3 separate regions of the Homo sapiens genome follow, and all the other regions are linked to region 2. Evidence: read pairs that join two places in POLR2A ChIA-PET (ENCODE). Cell type or tissue: GM12878. All regions are shown on one strand. Region 1 overlaps POLK (DNA polymerase kappa). Region 2 overlaps POLK (DNA polymerase kappa). Region 3 overlaps CERT1 (ceramide transporter 1).

What was found. Peaks named below come from ENCODE experiments on the same cell type or tissue, not always from the same donor. Only the 100,000 strongest peaks of a DNase experiment are listed, where the experiment ranks them.
Region 1: POLR2A ChIA-PET joins it to region 2 with 5 read pairs; 10 of 35 experiments call an interaction of 5 or more read pairs at or near these places.
Region 3: POLR2A ChIA-PET joins it to region 2 with 7 read pairs; 11 of 35 experiments call an interaction of 5 or more read pairs at or near these places.

What each region holds. Positions count from the first base shown.
Region 1 is chr5:75,519,446-75,523,445 of GRCh38, forward strand. All of the region lies in intron 1 of POLK (DNA polymerase kappa), which reads left to right. Among named protein-coding and RNA genes, the nearest start is that of POLK, 9.6 kb to the left of the region's middle. In GM12878, no CTCF peak of the experiment used is centred here; no DNase peak of the experiment used is centred here; H3K4me3 peaks cover 1,303 bases; H3K27ac peaks cover 900 bases.
Region 2 is chr5:75,573,352-75,577,351 of GRCh38, forward strand. POLK (DNA polymerase kappa) reads left to right here. Exons shown (of 15, transcript NM_016218.6): 5 at 387-518; 6 at 3,429-3,582. Among named protein-coding and RNA genes, the nearest start is that of ANKDD1B, 36 kb to the right of the region's middle. In GM12878, no CTCF peak of the experiment used is centred here; a DNase peak (open chromatin) is centred at 2,270; H3K4me3 peaks cover 1,108 bases; H3K27ac peaks cover 2,264 bases.
Region 3 is chr5:75,504,594-75,508,593 of GRCh38, forward strand. CERT1 (ceramide transporter 1) reads right to left here. Exons shown (of 17, transcript NM_001379029.1): 2 at 1,389-1,523. Among named protein-coding and RNA genes, the nearest start is that of CERT1, 5.0 kb to the right of the region's middle. In GM12878, no CTCF peak of the experiment used is centred here; no DNase peak of the experiment used is centred here; H3K4me3 peaks cover 628 bases.

The sequences.
Region 1 (4,000 bases), 54 kb before region 2:
TGTATGATTTGTCCTTTCCTGAGAGTAGGGTGTTGAAGTCTCCTACTATTATTATATTGCACTCTATCTCTCCCTTTATGTCTATCAATATTTGCTTTATAGACTTGGGTATTCTGGTATTGGATGCTTAGATATTAATTGTTATATCCTTTTGCTGAATTGACCTGTTTATCATAATATAGTGACCTTCTTGCTCACTTTTTGGAGTCTTTGACTTATAGTCGTATTTTATCTGATATGTTAGCTACTCCTGCTCTTTTCTGGTTTCCCCTTGCATGGAATACCTTTTTCCAGCCCTTCACTTAGAGTGTTATGTGTGTCTGTGTAGGTGAAGTGGATTTCTTGTGGGAATTGTATGGTTTGGTCTTGTTTCTTTATCCAGTCATCTACTCTGTGTCTTCTAATTGGAGACTTGAGTTCATTTACATTCAGTGTTATTATTGGTAAGTAAGAACTTATTATTGCCATTTTATTGCATGTTTTGTGGTTGTTTTGTACTCCTCTCTTTTCCTTTCTGTGTTCTTTTGTGGTTAAGTGATTTTCTCTGATAGTATGTTTTAATTAATTGCTGTTTATTTTTAGTGTATCTATTATAGGTTTTTGCACTGTGGTTACCGTGAGGTTTATTAAAAAGTTTTAGAGCTATGACAAGTTATTTTAAAACAATGACAACTTATCTTAGATAGCAAAGAAAAAAATAGAAACTAACAAAGAAATTTAAAAACTTCTACACTTTAACTCTATCACCCCTAAAATTTTGACTTTTTATTGTCTCAACTTACATATTTTTATATTGCCTGTCTCTTAACAGGTTGCTGTAGCTACGATTGTTTTTAACAAGTTTGTCTTTTAGACTTCATACTAGAATTATGGGAGGACCAAAAACAATTATAGTATTAGAGCATCCTGGGTTTATCTATGTACTTACCTTTACCAGAGGATTTTATTTATTTTATTTTTGTTTTCAGAGACAGGGTCTTGCCTTGTCACCGAGGTTGGAGTGCAGTGGCATAATCATAGCTCACTGTAGTCTCGAACTCCTGGGCTCAAATGATTCTCCCACCTTAGCCTCCCAAGTATCTGGGACTACAGGCATTTGCCACCATGCTCAGGTAATTAGAAAAAAAATTTTTTTTAGAGATAAGGTCTTATGATGTTGCCCAGGATAGTCTTAAACTCCTGGCCTCAGGCAGTCCTCCTGACTTAGCTTTCCAAGTAGCTAGTATTACAGGCATGAACCACAGTGCCTGTAATAGACTAGCAATGAGTTTTATACCTTTAAATGTTTTCTTTTTGCACATTTTTTTTCTCTGAGATTGAAGAACTCCCTTTAGTGTTTCTTGTAAAATGAGTCTGGTGATGGTGAATTTTCTCAGTGCTTGTTTGTCTGGGAAAGACTTTATCTTTCCTTTTTTGTAGTTGAAGGATGGGTTTGCTGAATATAATATTCTTCAATGGCAGTTGTTTCTTTCAGCACTTTGAAAATGTCATCCCACTCTCTCCTGGCTTATTTGGTTCCCATTGTGGAGTCTGTTGCCAAACAAATTGAAGCTCCTTTATATGTTATTTGCTTTTTTTTAACTTGCTACTGTTAAGAGCCTCTCTTTGTCCTTGACATTTGAGAGTTTGATTATTATATGCCTTGGGGTAGTTTTATTTAGGTCAAATCTGTTCGTGTTCTCTGGCCTGAATATTGATATTTTTCTTAGATTTTGGGAAGCTTTATTTTTTTGAATAAACTTTCTACTCCTGCTCTTGCTCAGCTCCTTGAATACCAGTAATTCTTAGATTTAGTCTTTTGAGGTGATTTTCTATATCTTCTAGGCAATCTTCATTCCTTTTTATTATTTTTTTTCCTCATCTATGTGTTTTAAAATAGCCTGCCTTCTAGCTTACTGATTGTTTTTTTCTGCTTGATCCACTATGTTGTTGAGAGCCTCTAATGAATTTTTTAGTTCAGCAAACGTATTTCTCAGTTCCACCAAGATTTGTTTGATTTTTTATTGTTTCAAACTCTGTTAATTTTCTCTGATACATTTCTAGATTGATTTTTTGTGTTATTTGGGATGTCACTGAGTTTCCATAAAATCACTATTTTGTATTCATGGTCCAAGAGCTCACATATCACTCTCTCGTTAGGGTTAGTCACTGGTTCCTTGCTTTGTCCATTTGAGGAGATAATGGTTTGCTGTTGTTTCTTTTGGATGTACATCTATGTCTTTGCATTGAAACATTATTTATTTATTTTAGTCTTCTCTGACTAGTTTGGTTTTTATTGGACATGTTTGCTTAGAGATTCTTTGTAACTTACCTGTTGAATTTCTTTTTTTTTTTCTGCTAGGTCACTCTGCCTCTTTTTTGGCACTAGATGGAGGCTTAATTCCAGCTTTGCCTCTGCCCTAGTAAAGGATCAGAGTGTTGCCTGTTAGGAATTGGGGAGGTCCCAAAGGTGATATCTCAGCAGTGTAGAAAGGCTGGCTAGGGGTTTGTGCCCAGGGGACCTGTGGAACGTACCTCCTACCTAGTGGTCCTGCCGAACAAGTACTCTGATTTGGTGTCTCCTTTGACTAAGTTAAAGAGCAGAGTTTCCAAGACTGGGAATGGTAGTCCTGCCTTCCCCATCTGTCTCTGAGTGTCCTCAGGGCTGTTTCTCCCTTTGTGTACTCATGATGCTTCCCATGGATTGGGTCAGGGACAGGTCTTCTGTCAGGACCCCAAGATGGTGGGGGAAACTGGTTGTCTACTTCAGTCTCACTTTTTCCAGTTTAGACACTGTGAGTCAGGGAAATTTTCCACATACTTGGTGTCAGGCAGGTTGTGGGGAGGGGTGTCATAGATATTGAATTCTGATTCTTTTTCTGTCTGCTTGGAGTCTTTTTCACTTTTTTGTGTCCCTTGGAACCATTTGATCTACATATTTGAGTTCTGGGCTATTACTAGCAATAATCTCAGCACCATATATTTGTTTTTGGTTTTCTCTAGTGAGGGAATGAAGCCAGCTTACTTCTACTTACTATTTTGGAACCCAAAACCGGTTTCAGAACTCTTAATGGTGTTAATAAAAGCCACTAAAAAGAAGACTGCAAAAATGAGGTTTCTATGCTTTTCTGCTTTCAAAGATGTTATACTGCGGAAAACATTTTGAAAGCTGAAGTATGATATAAAAATGATTTCTTTTCCTACTGGATCATCTTTTTAGGTGATTCCATTTTATTTTTAAATTATTTTATTTTTAGCATATCTCCTAAGAAATAATTCATGAGTAATGATTAAATAAACCCTAGGATGATGCAATACTAAAATACAGAGCATAGGAAAAACAGGATCCCTAAGATTCTATTATGCATCTTAAATTTATAAAGAGGATGAATACATTCATATAGTAATTGTAGGATAGAATCAGTTTTATTCTGTTAAAAAAAAAGAATCCTTTTTTCTTTGGAAGACTTCTAAGAAAATAAGATATAAAATATTAATGTTTACAAATAAATTTGCTCAAAGAAGAAACTCAAAGATAAAAGACACTGGTGGTATATAATGACTAATGTAACTACGTTCTTCAATTTTATTTTACAACCAAAGCTGAGCTGATTTATATTTCCTTCCCCTGTCTCAGGGTTAGCTGTTGTAATTCATTACAAAATAAGAATAATTTGCCTAAATAAGATACTCTTTATCTTAAAGGTCAAAGCACATCATAATATACTGCTAGTTGATTTATCTTTGTCCAATCTAGTAAAATTTTTTGCATTTAAAAATAGAAAATATTATATATGATGTATTTAGTAAACACCTATCCATTGGGATATCTGAATGTCATTTTAGTTAGAAATACCTAAAGTATTAAAATCATTTTTCAGGTTTCCACATAAGAAAGGTATGTCTGTCATGTAGATCGCACTGTAGAAATCAGTTCATAGTAGAACCATACTGTGTAAATTGCAATCTAAGAGAATTATCAAGGACCAAAGTAAAGTCAAGGGGATCAATGACTAATATG
Region 2 (4,000 bases):
GGGGATTGTTGTGTGGTGGGGGGAAGGGGGAGGGATAGCATTAGGAGATATACCTAATATTAAATGACGAGTTAATGGGTGCAGCACACCAACATGGCACATGTATACATATGTAACTAACTTGCACGTTGTGCACATGTACCTTAAAACTTAAAGTATAATTAAAAAAATATATGATAGAATGATGACCTTGAGTCATTAATAAAAAACAATGCTTAATACATTCTATTTTTGGAAAACAACAAAAACAAAAACAAAAAACTGGCCTATAAATGAAATGTCCTTGAATTGAAAATGCACATATTAATGTGTTTCTTATGAATGCATTGATCAATATGTCCATTTAGGTTTGTGTATTTTTTTCCATGTGGTCAATTTTCTTTCAGTCTACTTCAAATTACCATGCAAGGAGATTTGGTGTTCGTGCAGCCATGCCAGGATTTATTGCTAAGAGGCTGTGCCCACAACTTATAATAGTGCCCCCCAACTTTGACAAATACCGAGCTGTGAGTAAAGAGGTAAGTTAATGTCTCACCCCTACTTTAGGCTTTCACTGAGTTCCTGTCACCTACAGAATCTCAAGTCCAAGTGCCTTAGCACGTAGGATTTGGTCTTAGCTTATCCTTTCAGTTGAGCCTCCTATCACTTCTTCAGCTTGTATATTGAATACTGAGCTGCATATAGCATCCAGAATACATCATTCTTTTTCCCAATTCTTTGCCTTTCCATGCAGTTTTCATTTGCTTAGAAAACTTCCCATTTCCTCAAACTTTGAACTGCCTTAATGATAATATAAAATTAAATTTAGCTATTTTTTCTTAATGTACAATATACATTTTTTCTAGAACCACATTTTATTTATAACTTACAGAATCTACTCATCATTAATTTCAACCTATTGTCTGAATAATTACTTATTAATGTTGTTAAACAGTGACAAAATTCATGTATTTTGATTAGCCTACTTTACTTGCCCCATAATCATTTGCTGTCTAAGAGACTGATAATTGAAAAGGGAGTAATCCATTGCTTCAAAAAGGATCTTTGAAGTAGATTTGATTATTTACTAAAATTGCCAAACTGTCATATGTGAAAACCGCCATTTTTTCTATTTTTTATGACAACTGGTCTATCATGCAGTGCTGGAATTTAATTTTTGAATTAAAATTTTAGACTACTACATCAAATACTTTTAGACTGCTATAGTAAAATGTGTTTAAGACTGCTGCCTGAATGGAAACACTTAAAAAAACTGTGACCTAATACTTATTACTCTTTAGTTATACCAGGGGTCTTTAAATTCACCCCTCTTATTTGTATTCCACCTCATTTTCCCTAGAAGTGACACTATTCCAAGTTTAAACACAGGTTTGTTTGTTTTTTTTCTGTCCAAGGCAGTCTGTGACAGCAAGTGCTTTTTGCATACCTCTGAAAAGGTGGTGGAGGAGAGGGGAGCACACTTACATTTGGTTACTGCTTATCTCTTTCATTGTATTCCTAATTAAAAAGAGATAAAATACTAATCATAAATATAGCCTTTTAAGAAGTTTTAAAAATCCTACAAAAGTTTAGTAAGAAAAGGTATTTTTTAAAGTCGTACTTTAACTCAGCAAAACTTCTGGCAGTATGCCAGTGAAAACCAAAGTGTTTTTAGTTATTTTAGTCTGGTTATTTATGTAAGTCAGAGAACTCTTCAAATTTGAGCCGGATCTAGCTAGTTTATATGCAGATAACAAATGAGTTCTTCTGTGTAAATGAACTGTAGAACAAATTCATCACTGCCTATGGATACATAAATATTCATGACTTGGTTAGAAAATTTAAGAAAAAGCCCTCCCGTTTTTTTTGACACAGGGTCTCACCCCATAGCCCAGGCTGGAGTGCCGTGACTCGATCATACCTCACTATAACCTTAAACTCTTGAGTTAAGCAATCCTCTGGCCTCAGCCTCCTGAGTAGCTAGATTGACAGGCATGCATCACCACACCCACCTAATTTTAAAATTTTTTTGCAGAGATAGGGTTTTCCTATGTTGCTCAGGCTAGGCTTAAACTCCTGGCCTCAAAAAATTATCCTGCCCAGGCCTCCCAAAGTGCTGGGATTACAGGCATGAGCCATCATGCCCAGTTAGCCATTTTTGTTTTATCCAAAATATTGGAGCTTTAAGTGCTTGATTTTTACTGGAACGTCTCTTTTAATTCTTACAGCAATATCCTATGTAAAGGAAGTTAATAAATACTCAACAGTGTCTCTAGGGAGTACTTCTCATTCAGAATCTTAGTTGGCTGCCAGTTACAGACTTCACAGAGTTTCATTTTCATTGGAAAGATTCTATTTGAGCACATTATAACAAGAACAAAGCTAATTAAGGCACTCTCTGAGTAAAACTTGGCCAAGTTTATATCACCATTTTCTAAAATTCCCTTTGACTCAGCTGTTCATAATTATATTAAGCTAAAAACCTTTGTTTTTATAAAAGAAGAAACAGTTTTCTCATGATACAGTAGACAGTTTTAAAAGCTAAATGGAAGCTTAACGTAATTCAGCAAATATGTTTTCTAATATAAATTTTTTTTGAGGCAGGGTCTCACTCTGTCACCCAAGCTGGAAAATATGCATATTATTTTGACAACCATTGCCTCTAATTATAGCTAATACTTAAGTGGTTAGAAAAAAAAGTCATAGTTTTATGTAGTAACACTATGTTATATAAAAGGCATTTCTGAATTAAAAGCCACTATAATTCTAATCTTTATATGTATTTCTTTTATCCTAAGATGTTACTCCAGACTTTTCCCCATCATTTAAGGTAATCATGGAGTACACTATAGATTGTCATTTTTTTCCATTCCAGATCTTAATAAGTAATAGGAAATAGAAAACATTCCTTTTCCTGTATGGATTAATGCATTAATTAATGTTAAGTGGACTTTTATGTGCATGTTATAATTAATTGGAATATTTTCTAAAGCAACATAGTACCTTTATATAAGATTATTCCTTTTTAAAATGAACCAAAAACAATAAATCACAAAAGGCAGGAGGGAATAGAATCCTATCATTCCCACTTCAGCTTCTGACGAGCTACCTAAAACCTTAACCATTTTTTTGTATGGGCCTACCAGATAATGTTTTCTGAGATTTATTTGAATTGCTTATTATAACTAGATATAGGTAGCTAAATAGAGATTGTATCAAATGAAGCTATTTTATGGTCTTCTGCCTTCATGGTCTATTTTAATACAAAAGGAAATTTTGAAAATATTCCCTGGTAGTGGATTATTTATTCCTTAAATCCATGAACTATTGACTGCAGGATTGTTACTGTAGTTGCAAACTAAGAATATTAACATTTCTTATCAGCTACATATGACAGAAGAAGTTTGCTATCACAGCAAAATTTAAACTTTTTTTTGTTTCCTTTGAAGGTTAAGGAAATACTTGCTGATTATGATCCCAATTTTATGGCCATGAGTCTTGATGAAGCCTACTTGAATATAACAAAGCACTTAGAAGAAAGACAAAATTGGCCTGAGGATAAAAGAAGGTATTTCATCAAAATGGGAAGCTCTGTAGAAAATGGTAAGCAACTTATTAAGACTATCAAACCAAGAAGCAGTGAAAAAAAAAAACCCACAACTCTTTGAATTAATCCAATTAATTTATTAGCCTGCATAGGTAGAAGGGATAGATATGTACCTTTATAAAAATGTAAAATCAGAAAATTTTAAAAATACCAGTGGGTTTTCTGAGTTAAACATGTGGAATATCACATATAAACAAAATGTGATTGTTAAATCTCTGAGCTTAAGAGTCTGCAGAGTCCCTGAACAAAGTAATTTTATAGCAGTTATTTTCCTAAGGTCTAACTAACAAAGAGTTTGGATGGCATTGAAGCTGAGGAAGTTGTCTGTTTAAAGCGGCCTTTTCTTGTTGTTAGAAAAGACTAGCCTCAAACATATCAAAACATTGGATGATTCTATTTTTCTTCATTTTCCTA
Region 3 (4,000 bases), 69 kb before region 2:
CACTTTTATAAGCCAAATAAATTCTATCACAAAATGTGACTTCTCTTTGAGTGAGTTAGTAAACTCTGTATTTTTGTTTTAACGTACCCATTTTCAGATTTTAACTACAACAGCTCCCTTAACTGACCTCTATTTAACTGTCTGGCCTTAGCCAACACTTTTTTTTTTTTTTTTTTGGCCCATGGCATGCTGACCATTCTTAACCAGTATGCTATTTTTTGTATTATCAGGTACTTCTGTTCTCACTAGTTGGGTTACATGCTTAACAAGTCAGTTGGTTGTTCCCAAACCTGTTTATGCCAGTTTACTTGTTATAGTTCTTACATATCTTAAACATTATTCATGTCTAATGACTACGAGTGCAAAAAGGAACAGTTGTTTCTATATACTAAGTTAAATGTAAACTAAGTAGGCCAGGCGCGGTGGCTCATGCCTGTAATCCCAGCACTTTGGGAGGCTGAGGTGGGTGGATCACTTGAGGTCAGGAGTTTGAGACCAGCCTGGCCAACACAGTGAAACCCCATTTCTACTAAAAATACAAAAATTAGCCGGGCGTGATGGCACGTGGCTATAGTCCCAGCTACTTGGGAGGCTGAAGCAGAAGAATTGCTTGAACCTGGGAGGTCGAGGTTGCAGTGAGCTGAGACCACAGAACTGCACTCCAGCCTGGGTGACAGAGCAAGACTGTCTCAAAAACAAAACAAAACAAAACAAAAAAACAAAAAAAGAACAACAAAATGTAAACTAAGTAGAATGACTCAACGAAGGTGAGTTATTCTTTTAAAGGGTGTTGAATTGGAGAAAAGTGATGTAACTGCAAAATATAAGGGGAAATCATAAAAAGTTAGAAGGAGCCTATACTTAGAGTTTTTCAAAAGTTATCTTCAGGCTTTTATTCCACATTAGAGAAATCAAAACTGTAAATAGCAAATCATGTGTGAGGAACATGAGAACAGCTTCTCCCAACTCCACAAAGAGATGGCATTAGCTCAATGTTAAAAAGTTTAAAAATGAATTTACATTTATATTTTTAAGTTAAAATTTTAGAATGTTACTTACAAGATGTATTATTTTTAAATATTCAGTAACCTACAAAGTAACTGTCCCAGCCTCAACAAATAAAAAGGCTTCAAACATTTTTTTTTCCTGAAGCCCTTAAACTGGTTTGATATACCCACCAGATAAAAACTACATGTCTATGCAAAATAACAATATGTAGTAAAAACCACAGTAAAATCACTTTATGGAAAAAAGTATTAGAATGTATATTCTACAAGGACAAGGATCTTTATCTTATCCACGGATGTATCCTGAACACGTAGAACAGTTCCTGGTATGTAGCTGACACTCAATAAATATTTGTTGAATGAAGAAGAAAAGGAACTTACTGTGATGACAGCCTTGCTAAGACAGATGGATCCTCTGCAGCCATACTCTGTTTCATCTTCAGATTTGTAGTAACTCAGAGCATTATTTTTCAAAACTACCCAACGATCCTGCCACCCATGAATGTAGTTTGTCCACTGGGAGTGGGAAGGGGAAGGGAAGAGAGAAGAAAACAAAAAATAGAAGTATTTTAGAAATCCAAACTTTGTGAAACAGCAATCTAATTTTAAAACCAAAACGTGAAAAGTCCAACTTAATTCTAAGCATAAACAGTAAAATGATTACAAAAAGTGAAAAGTTGAGATTTTCTAGATTGCATAATGATTTTCAGTAATTTTTACAATATTATAAATAAATCTGTAAGAAATAAAATATAACATTTTCTTCTAACATTTGAAGAATAAAACGAAAGCCAGATTTTGGTTAAAATTATTGTTTATTCTTCGTATGCTTTCATCCTCTCCTAAGTACCTTCATGATATTTGTTTTGGTCCTTGTCATAATTAACATATTCAACAGAGAAGTATGTTCAGTTATGTATGTAGTCTCTCATTCTGACACCAAAGACTGCATGAAGCCTTCTAAATCAACGGAAGTATAAAGTCAATTATTGCTAAACTCTACTTTTGTTGTTATTCCTATATGAAAATTTATAACAGCTGTAACTATATCAAAATAAAAATAATAATCTTTAGTAAGCTGGCATCAACTTTAACTTTTCCTCTACAGAACTGAATAATATTAAAAATGGCCAATACATTTTCCAAGTTCCTCTGAACATGCATTTTTCAAACTCAAGAGTAATAAAACAAAAATAAAATTGCTTTTCAAAAACATATTGGATTGTCTTCAATACCTTAAGAGTTTCTGTGTTGCTAAAGTCTTGCTGCAAAGTGAAGATCACAATAAACTGGAAAAGGCAGAAATGTAACCTTTACAGGAATACTTATTTTTGCATGTTTTTATCTATGCTCTGGGGTGTTAAGTATAGAAAAATCTCAAAAACTATCTGCCAATTCCAAAAACTAATTAAAAATGGATTGCCAAAATATACTGCATTGGCTCAGGCTCTATATCCACTGAGAAATCTTTTATTTTTCTGTTCTCTAATTAAGCATTTTTGAGATTGATTCACTTCTTAAATTTTCTTTTATTTAGTATTTTCTTGAGACAGGGTCTCGCTCTGTCACCCAGGATGGAGTGCAGTGGCACCATCTCAGTTTACCGCAATCTCCTGGGCTCAATCCTCCCACCTCAGCCTCCCAAGTGATTGAGACTACAGGTGTGCACCCCCACATCTGGCTAATTTTTTGTAGAAATGAGGTTTCGCTATGGTGCCAAGGCTCGTCTCAAACTCCTGGGCTCAAGCGATCTGTCTTCCTTGGTCTCCCAAAGTGCTGGGACTACAGGTGAGCCACCATCCCTAGCCAGTTCTTAATTTTTCTAAGCCCCATCATTACAACCACTCTCTGAGAACTCACCCAAGCCAACATTTAACTCATTCTAGTGGCTCCCAATCACCATTTCCTTATTTCTAACTGCTTGAGATGTACCACCACTTAGACACGGGCTTGAAATAAATGATAGTTACCAATAAAACTGAATTCACCTTCCTATAAAGTATACTTCCTTCCTATTTTCCTACTTCCTTGGGGAGACTGCTACTTCTGCTCAGAGTTAGTGTATTAGATATACAAACAGATTAGTGGATATAGGATAAAATAGGCTCAACTATTTTATAACTCATGTGAAGAGAGTTTTGACAAGTTACTTTTGTAAACTTCAGTTTCTTTGCCTGTTGACTGACGGCCGAATAAAATAATGAAAATGCCTAGCATAGTCACAGAAGATACTCAATACCTAAGTGTTCCTTCTCAATATTTATAGCCCATTACCAAAAGCTGCTCATCTTTCCTTCATAGTAAACCCTTAAATTTGCCTCCTCTTCTCATTTTCAACTATTCCAATCAAATTATCCAGTTCCTGTATTCCTTAGGAGACTTAATAATTTTTTCTCTAGTATCTTCTGTTTTTTTCATAATTTACACAAGCTTATTTACTTACTAAGCATATTTGCCTACTTTTCTTACATTGATCGTATTGAGTCTCTAGCTCCAAAACTTACATGGACAACTTCCCACTGACTGTCATACAAATTGTTTAGGGCATTCAAGACCCTTCATGGATTAATCCTACCTCATTTACAATTACCACACTTCATAAGGCTAAACTTTGTGACAGTGGTCAAGTTACTTATTCTCTTTGTGTTCTTTTTTTCTTTGTCAAATTCTCTTAGAGTTAAGTTTAAACAAGAATAGACTTAGAACAGTGCCTGGACATAGTATTTTCTGAATCTGAGGAAGAGTTATACATAGCTAATGAAGCTTAACCTTCAGCATTTCTCACTAGAATAGAACTCTTTCAATGTTAGAGGAGAAGCCCCAGCAATTATGTATCCATAACTTAATATTAGTTCTTATAAGAGACTGAACAAACTGTATCAGCTTCAGGACCCTTTACTCAGTAAGTATTAGCTGTATCATGACACCTGGAAGACAAGTTTTTTGTCTTTTCTCTGCTCTCATAATGTTCCCTCACTCTTCCCCATTTAACA